Linked DNA regions of Homo sapiens: region 2 is linked to region 1. A link is a loop called in an ENCODE intact Hi-C map of the cell type or tissue named here. Cell type or tissue: mammary epithelial cell. All regions are shown on one strand.

The links. Hi-C counts contacts between places; a loop is a spot of excess contacts. Peaks named below come from ENCODE experiments on the same cell type or tissue, not always from the same donor. Only the 100,000 strongest peaks of a DNase experiment are listed, where the experiment ranks them.
Region 2: it touches region 1 in a loop (17-fold over the local background); 17 of 110 quality-filtered maps call a loop at or near these places.

What each region holds. Positions count from the first base shown.
Region 1 is chr20:56,167,531-56,175,530 of GRCh38, reverse strand. It overlaps LOC105372680 (a long non-coding RNA gene), which reads left to right and starts at 5,750. Exons shown (of 4, transcript XR_936893.3): 1 at 5,750-6,386. In mammary epithelial cell, a CTCF peak has its summit at 4,250 (motif pointing right); no DNase peak of the experiment used is centred here; H3K27me3 peaks cover 240 bases.
Region 2 is chr20:54,677,662-54,685,661 of GRCh38, reverse strand. No RefSeq gene overlaps it. Among named protein-coding and RNA genes, the nearest start is that of DOK5, 210 kb to the right of the region's middle. In mammary epithelial cell, a CTCF peak has its summit at 4,643 (motif pointing left); no DNase peak of the experiment used is centred here; H3K27me3 peaks cover 222 bases.

The sequences.
Region 1 (8,000 bases):
CATTAGTCCGTTTTTACGCTGTCCATAAAGACATACCCAAGACTGGGTAATTTATAAGGAAAAAGAGGTTTAATGGATTCATAGTTCCACGTGGCTGGGGAGGCATCACAATCATGGTGGAAGGCGAAAGGCACATCTTACATGGTGGCAGGCAAGAGAGAAATGAGAGCCAAGCAAAAGGGGAAACCCCTTATAAAATCATCAGCTCTCATGAGACTTACTCATTACCATGAGAACAGTATGGAGAAAACTGCCCCCATGATTTAATTATCTCCCACCGGGTCCCTCCCACAACAAGTGGGAATTATAGTAAATTCAAGATGAGATTTGGGTGAGGAAATGGCCAAACCATTTAGGATCCCACCATGATCTCATTTAACTTCAGTTACCTTTTAAAGACCCCCATCTCTAAACACAGTCATATTGAGGGCTAGAGCTTGAACATATAAATTCTGGGAGGTACTCAAGTCAGTCTATAACAACCTCTCATTTGATACTCATCATATCCTGGCTTGCTGGGCAATAATTTGTGTGCCCATCAAATAGAACTAAAATGGTTGTGCTAGATTAGTTAATTATTTGGCAAATATAAACCCCTCCCTCCTAGCTCCATGGCTGGAGTATATTTCCCTGTTTCTTGATTTTCGTTTTGGCTATGTGGCTTGCTTTGGCCAATGGCCAGTTAGCAGATGTAAGCAGAGTCTTGAAATTTGCTCCTGTGGTTGGAGTTTCCCTACTCAGCTATTGCTGTTCTCTATGAGTAGAACAAGCCTCAGTAGCCACAAGTCCAAGGAGGATCAGAGACACATGGAGTGGACTTGGACCCAACCTGCATCTTGAAACCAGGCCCAGCTCAATTCCAGCGAACCTGCAGATGTGTGTGTAAGAGACTGGTGCTTGTTGTTGGATGTCCTTGAGCTTTGGAGTGCTTTGTTACACAATATTATTAGGATAACAACCGACGAACACAATCCTGAGTATTTACTGAATCCTTATCATGTTCTAGAACAATGCTCAACAGTTTGTATGCATTATTTAATCATTTAACTATTGCAAGACCCCTGTGATATAGATAAGCTTATTTCTATCATTTACTAGATAAGGAAATTGAGACTCAAAGAGGTGAAATGCCATGCCGAGAGTCACCTGGCTAGGCAGTAGCAGAGCCAGGATCTGAACCCAGGCCAGTTTGATGCTTATGTTAAATATCCCTACAACTGTGAGCTTCAGGTGAATGGAGCAGCGGCTTTTTTTCAAAGCTGGGACTGGAATTTCCTGGCTTCTGACTTCCCCTTTAATGATCTTCTCTACAAAACAGAAAAGTCGCTATTTGTAGCCTCTTCCAAAACTACCTTGGATTCAGTAGCTCCTTTTAATTGTCTAGATCAAGCTCTATAGAATTGCTTTCTTTTTGAGATTCTGCTGCACAGTGCATCCTGCTAGTATTGTGTATGTTGCAAGCAGCTTGCAAAGGTTATTTGATCTATAGGATGAATTTCCCAAATCTCTCACCACCCACAATTTTCAAGAATTCTCCCACGCTTGCCTTTATAACTTGTCTACCCAGCAGATAATACAGCCCTTCTTTATCTTTGACTCTCTCACCCCCCTTTCTTCTTCCCTGGTCTTTTTCTACCTGTTTGCTGGTTCTTAGTTTGGGGGCATATGGTTGAATCAATTAATAGAGGATTTGTAGAATCACAAGTGCAGTTATTAAAGAACGATGTAATTAACTTCTTCAGACTAATTGAAAACTTTCATTTAGAAGGAGCAGCCAAGTGCCTCCTTGCTCAAATGGCTTTCTCACATAAAACAGTCCTCATGAAAAGATTCTTTAATGTGTGTCCATAAACCAGAGACCTCTGAGCTGCCGCAAAACTTTGGGAAAAGAATGAAGTCATTTCTCTCTCTTCCCCTCCTCCCTCTCTTAAAGTATCCCCGGAGTTATACAACGTCCACTACATTGTGCTGCTTCGCAAATCATAGGATAAAGTCAGGAGAAATGAGTCAGGGGAAAGAGGATCTGGCATGATGTGCCTTTGATTGGGAGAGTGAAGAAAAGAGACAGTGTGGCTCTTGTCTGTCTGGCATCTAATGCTGCTGCTTCTGGTGCCAGCAGAAGATTTCCATCTGGGAAGAATTGAGGAAATTTCCCTCAATTTCTATGTGAGGGGCCACACCTCCAGTTGTCTCTGTCTGGGCCCTCTCGGATGGTGCTTTCCCAGCTTCCCATCCTCAGGTCCCAGGGCTGCTCACATGATCCAGCTCTGTGCACTCAGATGACTATACTTCCTGGTTGCAGGAAGTGATTGGTTCAGGGATTAGCATGTGATTCTCCAAGTGGACCAATGGAGTGCAAACTGAGATGGCTGCTGAAATTACAGAGCAGAGAAACTCAGTTTCCACAGGGATTGCTGAGCTGCTAGGGTGTCTGCCTCGGCCTATTGGCAGCCATTTTGCTATTGGGAAGGGAAAGCATACCTGTGAATAAAGCCAACACCTAGCATGGGGTAGACGTCACAGGAGCCCTTTGAGGGCTTGGGTCCTTCTCTGAGTTAGCCTTAATAAAAGAAAAACTTCAGCCAAATTAAATTTAAAGGAGTTTAATTGAGCAATGAATGATTCACGAATTGGGCTGCCCCCAGAATCACAGCAGATTCACAGAGACTCCAGCGCAGCCACATGGTGGAAGAAGATTTATAGAGAAAAAAAGGGAAATGACGTACAGAAATCGGAAATGACGTACAGAAATCGGAAATGAGGTACAGAACGGCTGGATTGGTTACAGCTTGGCGTTTGCTTTATTTGAACACAGTCTGAACACTCAGCAGTGTATGAATAGTTGAAGTATGACCGCTGGGATTGGCCAAGACTCAGCTATTGTTACAGGCGCCTACTCCTAAGTTAGGTTTTCAGTCTTGTCTACTTACTAAGCTAGATTGCAGTTCGTCCACAAGGACTCGAATATAGAAGTACAGAGTCCTTCTCAGGCCATATTTAGTTTGCTTTAACAGTCTCTACTCCTGAACTTTCCAATTGTATGTGCCTATTACTGGCATTTTCCCCCTCTTAATCCACTGGATTGAGGTCTTTTTCTTTTTTCTTTTTTCTTTCTTTTTTTTTTTTTTTTGAGACAGAGTCTTGCTCTGTCGCCCAGGCTGGAGTGCAGTGGCTCGATCTTGGCTCACTGCAAGCTCCTCCTCCCGGGTTCACGCCATTCTCCTGCCTCAGCCTCCCGAGTAGCTGGGACTACAGGGGCCCGCCACCACACCTGGCTAATTTTTTTGTGTTTTTAGTAGAGACGGGGTTTCACCGTGTTCGCCAGGATGGTCTCAATCTCCTGACCTCGTGATCCGCCCGCCTTGGCCTCCCAAAGTGCTGGTATTACAGGCATGAGCCACCGCACCGGCTGGTCTTTTTTGACTCAAAGAGACTAATAGAGCAATTATGTAGTCAAGTGTTGACTTTGGGTCTCGACAGAGGACAGGCTATGCTAATCATCACAGGTGGAGACATGCTTGAGCCACGCCTCTTGGCTGGAGGATAACAGGATTTAGAAACCTAGAGGGCACAGAATATTACTAGGGGGCTTTTGATTCAGCCTCTGAGATTCTTAGAGTGAGTTTCACTTTTTCTGAAGGGCACTTGAAGGCAGCAGCCAGGAACACGCTGCCATGGACCTTCACTGCTGCAGACAGACTCTGACCCCTAGCAGAATGGCTGTGATCTCAGGCTCTGCAGCCAGCAGACTTTGGCTTGAAGTCCAGTTCTGTTACCTCCAGCGAGTGTGATCTGGGGGCAAGAGAAAGGCCCTTTCTGAGCCTCAGTATCTCCACATGTAAAGTGCAAATGATAACCATCTCTACTTTGTGATGATGTGCTGAGGCTTCCCTGGGCTTATGTTTATGGAGTGCTTAGCTCAGTGCTTGGGATTAGTTATGTGCTAAAAATGTTGGCTATTATTGCTGCGGGCAGGGTTTGTACTAACTACTGTATTGAATGGAGACTTAGGACAGTCAGAGGTAACTTGACTATAGGAGATCTCAGCCCACCAGTGTGAGGAGTTTTGAGGAAGGAGAAAGACAGCCCTATCAATATCCTTATTCCAATTCCTAGTAGGGAAATCAGTTTGGATTTCATGATGATGATAGCATCCACTGATGCCACTGTGCAGCTGCACTGTGCGTGGAACTTCACCAGGCTTGAGCTGAGCCATCTCCTTGGAGCAATGGGTGCAGATGGTTTTAGGTTCCACCAGAGGGCACAGGCTGCAACAAAAAGATTTCCATGACTGGCTACAGGGATGCTTAGGCCAGGGACACTTGGGTGATGGCAAAACTATGTTTGACAGTTAAGAACAGCAGGGTAGAAGTCAGTAGCCTAATTCCTGCAGGCAAACTCGAACTTCAGCAGAATGATAAAGATCTTTGTTTAATCCTTACAAGAACCGCAAGTGGTAGATATGATTATTTTCTCTATTTTACGCTAAAAGGAAAAATGCTTAAAGAGGTTGTGTCACTTTGCTGAGATGGCATCCAGCATATGAGAGGAGAACCTGGAGTTTAAACTTGGGTCTCTCAACGGCCTAACCACCGAGCTACATGGTCTCCAGGTTTGAATGGACCTTGGTAACCCAAAAAGAAAATGCTGGACCTCCAACTGATGTGCTGTATTAGTCTTTCTTTCAGAAGAGTCCTGATTTCCCTCTGGAAGGTTATGTGTAAGCTGTTCTTAGAAAAAAGCAAGAGAGTGTTCTAGGTCGTTTTGTGATTCCCATCTCATTGGCTAACAACTGGGACTTGGTAAATATTTTGTTAGGTAAGTGACAGATTAACTCAAAATATACCTTCAAATCTGACAAATGCTACAGCCCTCTGCACAGGCCCAGGAGGTAATTTAGCATAATGCTTAATCTCATGGGATTTGGAGCCAGTCTGGCAGGATTCAAATCCTGGCCTCTCCACTTATTCCACTTATGACTTTGTCCCAATTACTTCATCTCTTTTAGCCCCAGTTTTCTCAACTGTAGAATGGAGAGCTGTATAGTTCCTTCTAATGCTGCTAATAAAGACATATCCAAGACAGAGTAATTTATAAAGGAAAGAGGTTTAATGGACTCACAGTTCCACATGGTTGGGGAGGCCTCACAATCATGGTGGAAGGCAAAGGAGAAGCGAAGGCACGTCTTACGTGGTGGCAGGCAAGAGAGTGTGTGCAGGGGAACTGCCCTTTATAAAACCATCAGATGGCATGAGACTTATTCACTATCACAAGAACAGCATGGAAAAAACCTGCCCTCATGATTCAGTTACCTCCCACCAGGTCCCTCCCATGACATGGGGTTATGGGAGCTACAATTCAAGATGAGATTTGAGTGGAAACACAGCCAAACCATATCACGATCCATCCTAAAGACACCTATATCTGCCCGGTGCAGTGGCTCACGCCTGTAATCCCAACACTTTGGGAGGCCAAGGTGGGTGGATCACAAGGTCAGGAGTTCGAGACCAGCCTGGCCAACATGATGAACCCCGTCTCTACTAAAAATACAAAAATTAGCCAGGTGTGGTGGCATGCACCTGGGATCCCAGCTACTCGGGAGGCTGAGGCAGGAGAATTGCTTGAACCCGGGAGGCAGAGGTTGCAGTGAGCCGAGACCACGCCACTGTACTCCAGCCTGAGCAACAAAGCAAGACTCCGTCTCAGAAAAAAAAAAAGGCACCTATATCTACATAGGGTTGTTGCATTAAATGAAACAATGCAACAGTGCATCACAGTGCATCATATCTGGCATGTGTTAAACGTTCAATAATGTTAATTCTTAAGACAGTCTCAGCCCTTTCTCTTTGACCTCGTTGTGGATGGGTAGAGACGACCCAGTTCCATTTACATCATTACTTCCTATCACTTATTCCCATCATTCTTTTCCCATTCTCTTAGACATGCAGGGAAATAGCAATTTAATTTTAAAATTAGCATTTATCTTTGCCTCTCCACCTAGGTCGTGTGTCATTATAGCAGCTGTTTGGTGTTTATCTGAGAAAGCTCTTTGGTTAATAATATGCTATTGGATTGCTGTTGAGCGTCAATTGGGAGGCAGCCTGGAAAACAGCACTAAGTAAAGTAAACACAGCCATAACCTTTTCTTCTCTCTGCCTCTCATGCTGCCTGAAAGAAGTACACAGCTTCTCTTTTTCCATCACTAACTCATAAATGGAAGGAGCAGGTAATAAATATCATGGGGCTGATGGGTTTCCAGGGAGCCTGAGAAAGAGTGAAGGAGGCTGCCGGAAAGCCAGAGCAGTGTGTGAATGAACCTTAAAACTGTGACCGCCTCCCCCTTGTGCAGCCACGGGAGTAGGATGACCCCCAGTTGACTGAGAAAGGTGAGGCTCTCAACCCCTATCACGGCTGGGGATGCTTTATATTTGGGGAGGCCAGCATGTCATGGTGGATGGAAAGTTTATAAAATCAACATGGGCTGGCTTCCAGGGTGGATGGCCACCTGTTGGGGCTGATGGAATTTAGAGTGCACTGAATCTTCCAAAGGGTCCGTGGGGCAGTGAAAAGAGCCCTGGACAGGGGTCAGGACAAGTGGGCCCTTTTGTCCTGTATTTGCCACAGACCTGCATGATCTGAAAGAAGTCAGATTTTTTTTCTGGATTTCAGTTTCTTCTGTAAACTTGGATGGGATTATAAAATCCGATCCAAGTTAACAGAAAACTTACATAAGTTACGTGAAAAGCACCCCTTGGATTGCTTGGGTTAATTCTCAGAAACAACCACCAGCACTTATCAAGGGCTTTCTGTCTGTCCCAGGCATGATTTAAAACCCTTTATATGTATTAACTCATTTGATTCTCAAAACAAGCCATTTCCCACTATGCAGACAAGGAAACCAAACACCATTGCCTAGCGTCAGTTGTAGAGCTGGGAACTGACCCTGGGCTGCCTGGCTCCTGACACCACATCCCAGTCATGCTGCCATGCTGTCTTCTCAATGGGACTTCCCTGTCCATGGATACAATGTATTATCTTTGTTCCAGGGCTGATGTGAGGATTGAATAAACAATTACACGTAGAGCATCCCTATTTCCCTTGGAGCCCAATCTCAGTCCATGGTTCTGGGTAGGTTTACTCACCCTGACTCTACAGGTGGACGCCTGACTCAGGTGTGACCAATGACAGTGCTACATTCCTGGCTATGGTGATTGGTTCAGGGGTGGTCAAGTCACCTAGGTTGGAAAATCCAGCCAATTGCTAGATCATGACATGAAGTATCAGGAAGGAGTGCTCTTGCCCTGAGGTTATCAATTTAGCAGAACATAAGCTGTTGCTCTTTATAGCCTCCACAAGGAGCGAGGCTACTTCAGAATAAGACAAAAAGGAAGGAGGAAAAAAGAACAGAGAGAGGGAAGGAGGAAGGGAGGGAAGGAAGAAAGAGGGGAGGGAGACAGAAAGAGATACTGAGATTATTTCTGATGGCATCATTAGAACCTCTGGGTTTTGCCCTGCCTAATCAATTATTTGTACAATAAGTCCCATTTTATACTTAAGATGGCTTGCATAGGGTTTTTTTTGCCACTTGAAAAACGGAAAAACATCATGACCTACATATATCATGTTTCTGATCTTGGCAAGAAAAAGAGAGTTTGTAGATTAGAGAGCTGACCTTTGCCACACACTATTGTTCCAGACCTTGGTTTCTGAACCTTGGCATTATTGCCATTTTGGGCCAAATAATTCTTTGTTGTGGGGGCTGTCCTGGGCCTTACAGGATGTCTAGCAGTGTCCCTGGCCACTGCCCACTAGATGCCAGGAGCACCCCTGCCCCCCACAGTCCTGAAAAGCACAAATGTCCCCAGACACTGCCAATGTTTCCTGCAGGCCAAAACCACCTCTAGGTTGAGAAGCACTGATCTAGATAGATCCACGTGGAGTTTCTCTTCAAGCTTGCTTCTTGGATCTCATTTTCTCAGCCGGAGTTAGGAACACGTGTG
Region 2 (8,000 bases), 1.5 Mb after region 1:
CCATGCAGAGAAAGCATAGAACGGGCTTCAATGTCCTGCCATCTGGTCAGAAAACGTGTCTCTGGAAAGAGCTGCTTGAATTAAATTCATTGCAGAGGTGGGGGAGTTGGGGAATCACTAAGGGTAGAAGACTCAGCATGTGGGGGCTCAGGGATGAGCCAGAGCCAGGCAGTGTGAAGTGGGGGAGGAATGGAGAGAGGAGTGGGACATCCTTGTGGCTGAAACAGACTCCACAGAGGAGGCAGCTCAGGTGAGCCTGAAGAAGGGTGTGGCCTGACAACCACCAGGTACCCTTTAAGGACTTAGAACTTCGTCATTTAGGCCTTTTAGGACCACCACCAGTGGCTGTAGCAAGGAGAGGGGATTAGAGCCGACAGCTGGGCAAGAGTCACTGTAGTGACTCATGAGGAAGCTGTTGTGGAAGCCAACTTTTGATTGAACTTTTGGTTGTTTCTTTCCTCCGTATTTAGCTAAAATGATGGGATTTTGCATAGGTTCCTGACAGAGACTGTTTGATTGATGTTCCATACATTGCTGATTCAAATCACATTAAGAGGAAATCAGAAGTGTCCTGTTATGCAACTTTGATTTATAAAACATTTGAATCCAGGTGAACTTGATTGGAGAAGCCTTGGGTTTATCCCCTAACTAAAAGATTTCAAAGAAAAGCTCATAAAACTCCTCCCTGCATCTATAAAAATACTTTCAGATGAGTCCAGTTTCACCAGTAAGTTACGGTCAACTTTTAATAGATGGTCGATTAAGAGGATACTTACGGTAGAACAAATAGATTTGCAGCCAACTTTTAAAATTTTTGGCCAAAAATACCTGAGCATTTCCCTGATGTGGACAAACTATGCTCCACAGAAACTTAAAAAAAAAAGATTAGTTAAAATAGAATCTGAAAATCTGTTTTCAATAAGAGCTATTTTTGCAGAAATCTCCATCTTAAAAACATGTCCACACATGCACGCATGCACACACACACACACACACACACACTTTCTATCTAAAACATCCTGCGATCTTATTGTGAATCTCCTCTTTAATTCTCCATGCTTCTAAAAATACACGTAGTCCTTCATTAACACCAGAAGGCTCTCTCCTGAGTCATTTTACATTTGTGGAGAAACGAGCATGGTGTGTAATGATGAACACCAGCCCTTCCCATGTGTTCTTATGGAGCAATACATTTATCAGGACATCTGAAAAGTCATTTTGCCTTGCTCAGGTGATCTGTTCCCTCTCCAGCCTTCCCCCTACCATCTCAAGCATCTCTGCTATTACCTCCTGCCTAGGAAAGGGAGAGTGTAAGTTACCACACTGCTAAGACATACAAGGGAGCCTATGGGGTGTGTCAGAGCCTCAAAGGGTTTCTGGGCTCCCATTTTTTCTTCCACAATGAGTTTACTACTTTCATAGATAAATAAATTGAGGAATAGGGATCTGTGTGTAGCAAAGCTTTAATGAAAAGGGGGCTTATAGACACTGACTCCAATTATTTTCAAATGATATGTATAACATACACCTAACTGTATGTATATATGAATATATATGCATACCTAGATATATACACATAACTTCACATGCGTGTGCTTGCATGCACACACACACACACTCACACACCATGTTCTCCATTAGAAAAAATGAGAAAAATAAATGAGCCTTTGAAAATGCCAAAGTACTAGATCATACCTCTTCTCAAAACCCTCCAGAAACCTCATATTGCACTCCAAACAAGACACAAAAGCCCTACCAGGGTTTGCAAAGCCCTATATAGCTTCCTTGTTCCTACCTTCATTTCACCAGCATCCTTTTCTAGCAGTTTCTCCTTGCTACCTTCATCACAGCTGCACTGGATTCTTTGCTGTTGCTCTAACGCATTCCTCCTAAACCTACCTCGGGACCTTTGCACTTTTTGCTCCCCCTGCCTGGAATGTTCCAGCTCTTAAGAACTACTTGGCTCACTCCCTCAGCTCTCTGCTCAGGTTTCCCTGATCACCCCTTTCCCTCACTTCATTTTTCCCCTAGCCTTATTGCTACCTGACACATTATTTAGGTACCATTTATTACCTGTACCCACTCCCATTCTAATAAATTGCCCATGGCAGCAGGAACATTATCTTGCTTATCTTAAATCCACAGTGCCCAGAAGAGTGTCAGGGAGGCTCTCAAGGTTTGTTGAATGAATGAGGCTCAGCCTGGTGCAACTGGACTAGACTACTGCCAACCACAAAGCTCGGCACAGGCAGGGATTTGAAAATGGCAATTCACCCATCCCCCCTGCCAAGAGGGAAAGACCACACCTGAGCCTTGTAGCTGAACCCAAGCTCATGCCCTGAAAGTAAAATCATGGGTAACATCGCAGTCCAGAACAGACAGCTCAGAGAGCCAGCCGCTTTGGCAAACAGCCCTTTCAGTACAGCCTGTTTGGGAAGTTCTAGATGCCAGATTATTACCAAGCAGGCCAGTGAGATCCTCAGACCTGCAGGTATGTGGTACCCAGTGAGCAGGGGTCAGTGGGGCCTCCCCGCTAGCTGGCTGCACACTCCTTTGTACTGGGGAATGCATCCCTGGTTTTCAGTCTTGGCATTTCTTGCTAGGAAGGTCAGCTGAAACCTCCAGAAGCTAGACCCACTAATAACAAACACAGAGGCACAAGTTGAGCAATAAACTTGACCAGCTGATTGCAGACAAGGAGTCTTATGGGCAAGGTGCACATCAAAATTACAGTCAGGAGGCAATAGTTGAAGCTTATGGGCAGAATGCGACAGAGTGGAGGATGCCCATGCCACCTGGGCCCGCCCTGTGACTGCCCAGCAGAACCCCCTGGGACAAAGAACGGTGCCACCTCTCTCCAGCCAGATGCTAGAGGCAGGTCTCCTGGTCTGTATCTTTCGCTCGCTCTCCCCATTCTTCTACCCCTCCCCACCCCAGCAGGGTCCAGGTCTGCTCAAAGAAGGGGGTTTTGGTGCAGATATGCAGACAAGAAGCAGGCTTGCCTGGATTTTTTTTTTCCAGTGGGAGCTCCAGCAGGCTTGGAAATAGCTGGTCCCTAGCATCACCTTTCCATTCAATAGCAAAGCAGTGGAGGAGAGAGGGAGAGAGATGGAGAGACACTGGTCTGTGAGGAGCCAATGGCGAAGGGCAAGAAATGCTCCACAAACGAAGAACACAGTATTTATTCCCACTGGGGGAAGAGAAGCAGGTTCTGAATATACACAAATAAGAACCAGAATTGGGTAAAGCAGTGAAAAGTAGGAGGAAGAAAATAGAATTGGGGCTAGGAGGAGGATCTCAGCCCCCCAGTGCCTTGTGCAGGAGAGAAATGAAGCACAGGTCAGCACATGTGAGCGGTATACACGAAGCAGATCACTTTAACACTCATTCCTGACATCAAAGGGGATGGAGCGAGTCCTGCTGCACACTTTGCACTTGCTGGCCTCAGACCAAGCACTTCTCAGGCAGTTCCTCACCCCCGGCACAGGAGCTGGCGCCCATCATCCTTCCCACGTCAAAGAAGAGGGCACAAAGTCAGAGCCAGCCAGGGACAAGCTGAGCTGAAGAGGCAGAAGAAAGATCTGCCTGTTTTCCAGAAGAGCCGCACCCATCTCTTGCCTTTTCAAGTGCCTTTCCCCTGCCCCCTGAACTTATTCTCCTTCTTTGCACAGCTCCTGCCCAACCTCTTCCTTCATGCTGAGAAGGATGACGGTGAGAAAAAAACATATGGTGCCCAGAACAGTCCTATTTCTCTTTCTCAAGAGAAAAGCTGCAGGGGAAACAGGGGACAGGCTTATCCAGCTTCCTTCCAGAAGGGGCCAGACCAGTGCCTGTGTAAGCAAGAAGAAAAAAAAAAAAAAGGAAGGAGAAAACAAAAAGAAAATAATTTCTGCAAAGAAATTTGGACCGTTAGAACTGTTACTTGCTGTGAGGGCTGGCAATGCCCTCCTAAGGAACTGTCTGGATTCAATGCTGTGTTTTTGGAGTGGAAAAAAATCTACATGGGGTCAAAGAAATAAATGACAATTTTAAACTCTGCCTGCTGACTGTCCCTCCTTCTGCGGCCACAGCTGGTCACAGCTCTGGCTTTTGTCCCCTGCTGACTGGCCTCTGACAAATCCAATGCCCATTCACCTCTGGCTGGGTGCTCTTGGGCTGAGCTTCTGAAAACTTATCTGTTTAAAATAGTTCCATATTCTATTTGTTATAAACAGGTTTTCTGCAGCAGGTCTTCTGTTGAAATCCATATGCCTTGAGAAGCTGGAATATGGAAGAGGAAGCTCATTTTTTTTCTCCTCACTCTCAGCATAGTTCTCTGACCACCTATTAACTCATGCTTCTTTTCAGCGATGCTTCCAGAGACAATCCTTAGAATAATACAGATGTTCTCCTTGTATACAGTTTGCCTAGCAACCGCAGCAGACATAAACATTACGGGCTTGGCGTGGCACAAACTGAAGTAAGTGCCATAAGATAAATAGGAAAGGAAAAGTGTGTAAGCTGTTTTTATTTTATTAGCTTTAATAAACCTAGGCTTAGGCGGGGATCAGACAATCCAGCCAGCATCATTAAACAAAGAAAGTTGCTCATTTTTTTGCGCCTTTTTTTTTTCCAAATGAGAACATCGCCACCTGGCGGGAAATGTCTTCACCAGCAATTTCTGAAACAACGCAAAAGACAAAATTAAACCCAAACCTGACCACAGAGGTTAGCTGCCGGCAGCGAGAACGAACTCCAGACAATAGAAGGAGGTCAGGTTTCAAATTACTCGCTGACCTTTTAGAGTCCCTTATATATATCTGGTTCCCAGGAGATCAATCTCCTACAAACTCTTTGTTCTACTACAACGCTTGTCTTTCCTAGATATGGTCTTCCAGAAACACCTGTTCTAGCTGCTACTTACTCCTATTTTACCTATTATTTAATGGCTCGTACACTACCCACCTTCTTGAGTTCATCAAAACCCCCACATCTGTTTGCTTTCTCCCTCCTGTGACGTTCTAATACTCCGTGCATGCCAAAAGATGGACAATCAATAATCAATCAATCGATAATGATCAATAATAATTAATAGGAAAAAGATTTCCCAGTATCTGTTGCATAGGCAAAGGGAGATTAAAAAACAATCTGCTCATTGCTCCTGAGCTATTGGAATTTTCTCCTTAACTAAGGTATGAGCTCCTGGAGCTCTTAAATGTCTATGCCAAGGTCTCAAGCCAGAAGCCACAGCGACAATCCGGCCTGGAGATAGGTGTGGTTTTGACGTGCACACTGTAAAAACAAAACAATATCCATTGTTTCAAAATCAGATTTCACATAAAAATGTGGATTATCACAATTTCTTTTCTTTGTTTTTAATTTTTAGAGACGGTCTTGTTATGTTGCTCAGGCTGATCTTGAACTCCTGGGCTCAAGTGATCCTCCTGCTTCAGCCTCCCAAGTAGCTCGGATTATAGGCATGTGCCGGCAACCCCACCTCAGGATTTCTATAATTTCTAAAAACTCTTAATACCTGCCAAAGCTGACTCCACAGGGAGCAGACTTGTTCCCATTTTTCCACAGTCCCCAGCATATTCTGTTGTCTCATTAATGCTGAGTCTGAATTTCAGTTGTTGCTCTGAGCTTTTTCTTACATTTGAGAAATATGTTTTATATCTATGTCTCTACTGAAAGTAGGAAATAGTGGCCGGGCGCGGTGGCTCACGCCTGTAATCCCAGCACTTTGGGAGGCTGAGGCGGGCGGTTCACGAGGTCAGGAGATCAAGACCATCCTAGCTAACATGGTGAAACCCCGTCTCTACTAAAAATACAAAAAAAAAAAAAAAATTAGCTGGGCGTGGTGGCGGGCCCCTGTAGTCCCAGCTACTCGGGAGGCTGAGGCAGGAGAATGGCGTGAACCCAGGAGGCGGAGCTTGCAGTGAGCCAAGATGGCACCACTGCACTCCAGCCTGGGCGACTCTGTCTCAAAAAAAAAGAAAAGAAAAGAAAAAGGAAGTAGGAAATAGTAATAGCCCAAACAGAGCATATATTCAAAAAAATGATGGCAGAAAGCCTATTTCTTGGGAATCATATCCATATAATACACACACATACAATGCACTTTATTTCTTTGTGTTAACGCCTCTGTGAGCATTTGAATTCCCAAGCCCTGGTTTGCAGTAAGAAGCTCTATACCTCCCACAAGAGTTTTGTTCAAAATGCTTTCCCTGCCCAGCCCAGGCCTCTGCTCCTTCCTCGCTTTGCCTATGCAACAGACACTGGAAACTCTTTTTCTTATTTATTCATTGATTGTTATTGATTATTATTGAGGATTGATTGTACAGATGGGGTCTCGCTTTGTTGCCCAGGCTGATTTCAAACTCCTGGCTTAAGTGATCCTCCCATCTCAGCTTCCCAAAGTGTTGGGAATGCAGGTGTGAGCCACAACCATTTTTATCTTGTCTATTCATTTATGTATTATATAAATTAATTCTCAGTAAGAATTAGCTATTGTTAAAACTCCAAGGATGCAGCTACATCGCACTTTTCCATCGCTCCTGCTTGGAATGTTCTTCAAGATTGCACATGAGCTAGGTGCGGTGGCTCATGCCTGTAACCCCAACACTTTGGGAGGTCCAGGCAGAAGGATTACTTGAACCCAGGAGGTCAAGGCTGCAGTGATCTACGATCATGCCACTGCACTCCAGCCTGGGTGACAAAGCCAGACCCTGTCTCAAAGAAAAAAGATTTTATATGACACCCTCTTTCCCCAACACATAAAAACACTCCTCCTCCATGTTCTACCATTTGACTATAACTTTTTCATGAAACTTATTACTGTCAGATATTTCTTTTCTTATTTTAAAAATCATTCCGTGTTTCATTTTAAAACCATCAGTTATTTCTATTTGATTATTTGTTTATCATCTGTCTCACTGGAGTGAAGATATCCACAAGAATAGGAAATTCCTGGTACTTTGCAGACTTCAATAAATATTTCTCAATAAATGAATCTAGGAATCTTTTTTTTTTATTATTTCACACTAGAGAAGACAAGGAAAGGAGACAACTCATTCCTGCATAATTCACAGAGAGAACTTAGTATCCCACACCTGAGGTCATTCTGACAATACCAGTTTGCTATGACTGCAGCAGTGAGAGAAACATCCTTACTCAAATTTCAGTTGCTGCCCACCTGTCTGTGCTTACTGACACTGCAGCAGAGCTGTGCTTCTGCTTGCCTTCTCTATGAAGGTGTGTGCAGCTGCAGTATACATCAATGTCTTCATCAGCTCACTATGCACTGGAGAACCATGAGCTCAATGTTTAATGAAGATGAACGTATTTATTTATTTATATGCTCTCTTTCCAAAAAGGATAGAAGCAGAATGTTAATTGAATGAAAGGAAACACAATTCCACTTAGATTATTTTTTCAGACTTAGGGATTAATTTTTTAGATCAATTAATCAAATTATCGAAGTAATGTATTAGTACTAATTAGAGATTAAATCCCTTTGACTTAAAACGATACCCCCTTTTATAATGGGTGTCACCTCCATGTCTTCTGTCTCAAACAGGGACTTCCAGTATTGCTGAAATTTTCTGTGCCCTAAAAGTTGAAAAGAGTTGGCTAAGGTGCTGGACCACAGAGGACAATCAAATGAAGCAGAAGTTATCTCAGTGGTACCCAACAGCCCCTTCTTAGTGCTTTAGCAAAGGACCCTAGGACCTTTGCACAACCCAGCTGATGTGGGAGCCCTGATGGTAGCTGATATCCATTTATCTAGCCATCCAGCTGGATGGGGGCCTAGACAGGAATTTCATTTAATTGGAAGGAAAGTTAAAAATGTCTCTTTCTGGTCTGTCCAAGCTTGCAGACTGAGAGCCATCCCTACTGTACAATTTAACCAGGACAGAGGTATGTGGAAACCCACTCCCACCCTAGCCCTTATTCCTCTGTCATGTCAACAGAGCCAAGTGCCAGGATCAGGGACATGGCCATCTCCCTTGGGAAAGGGT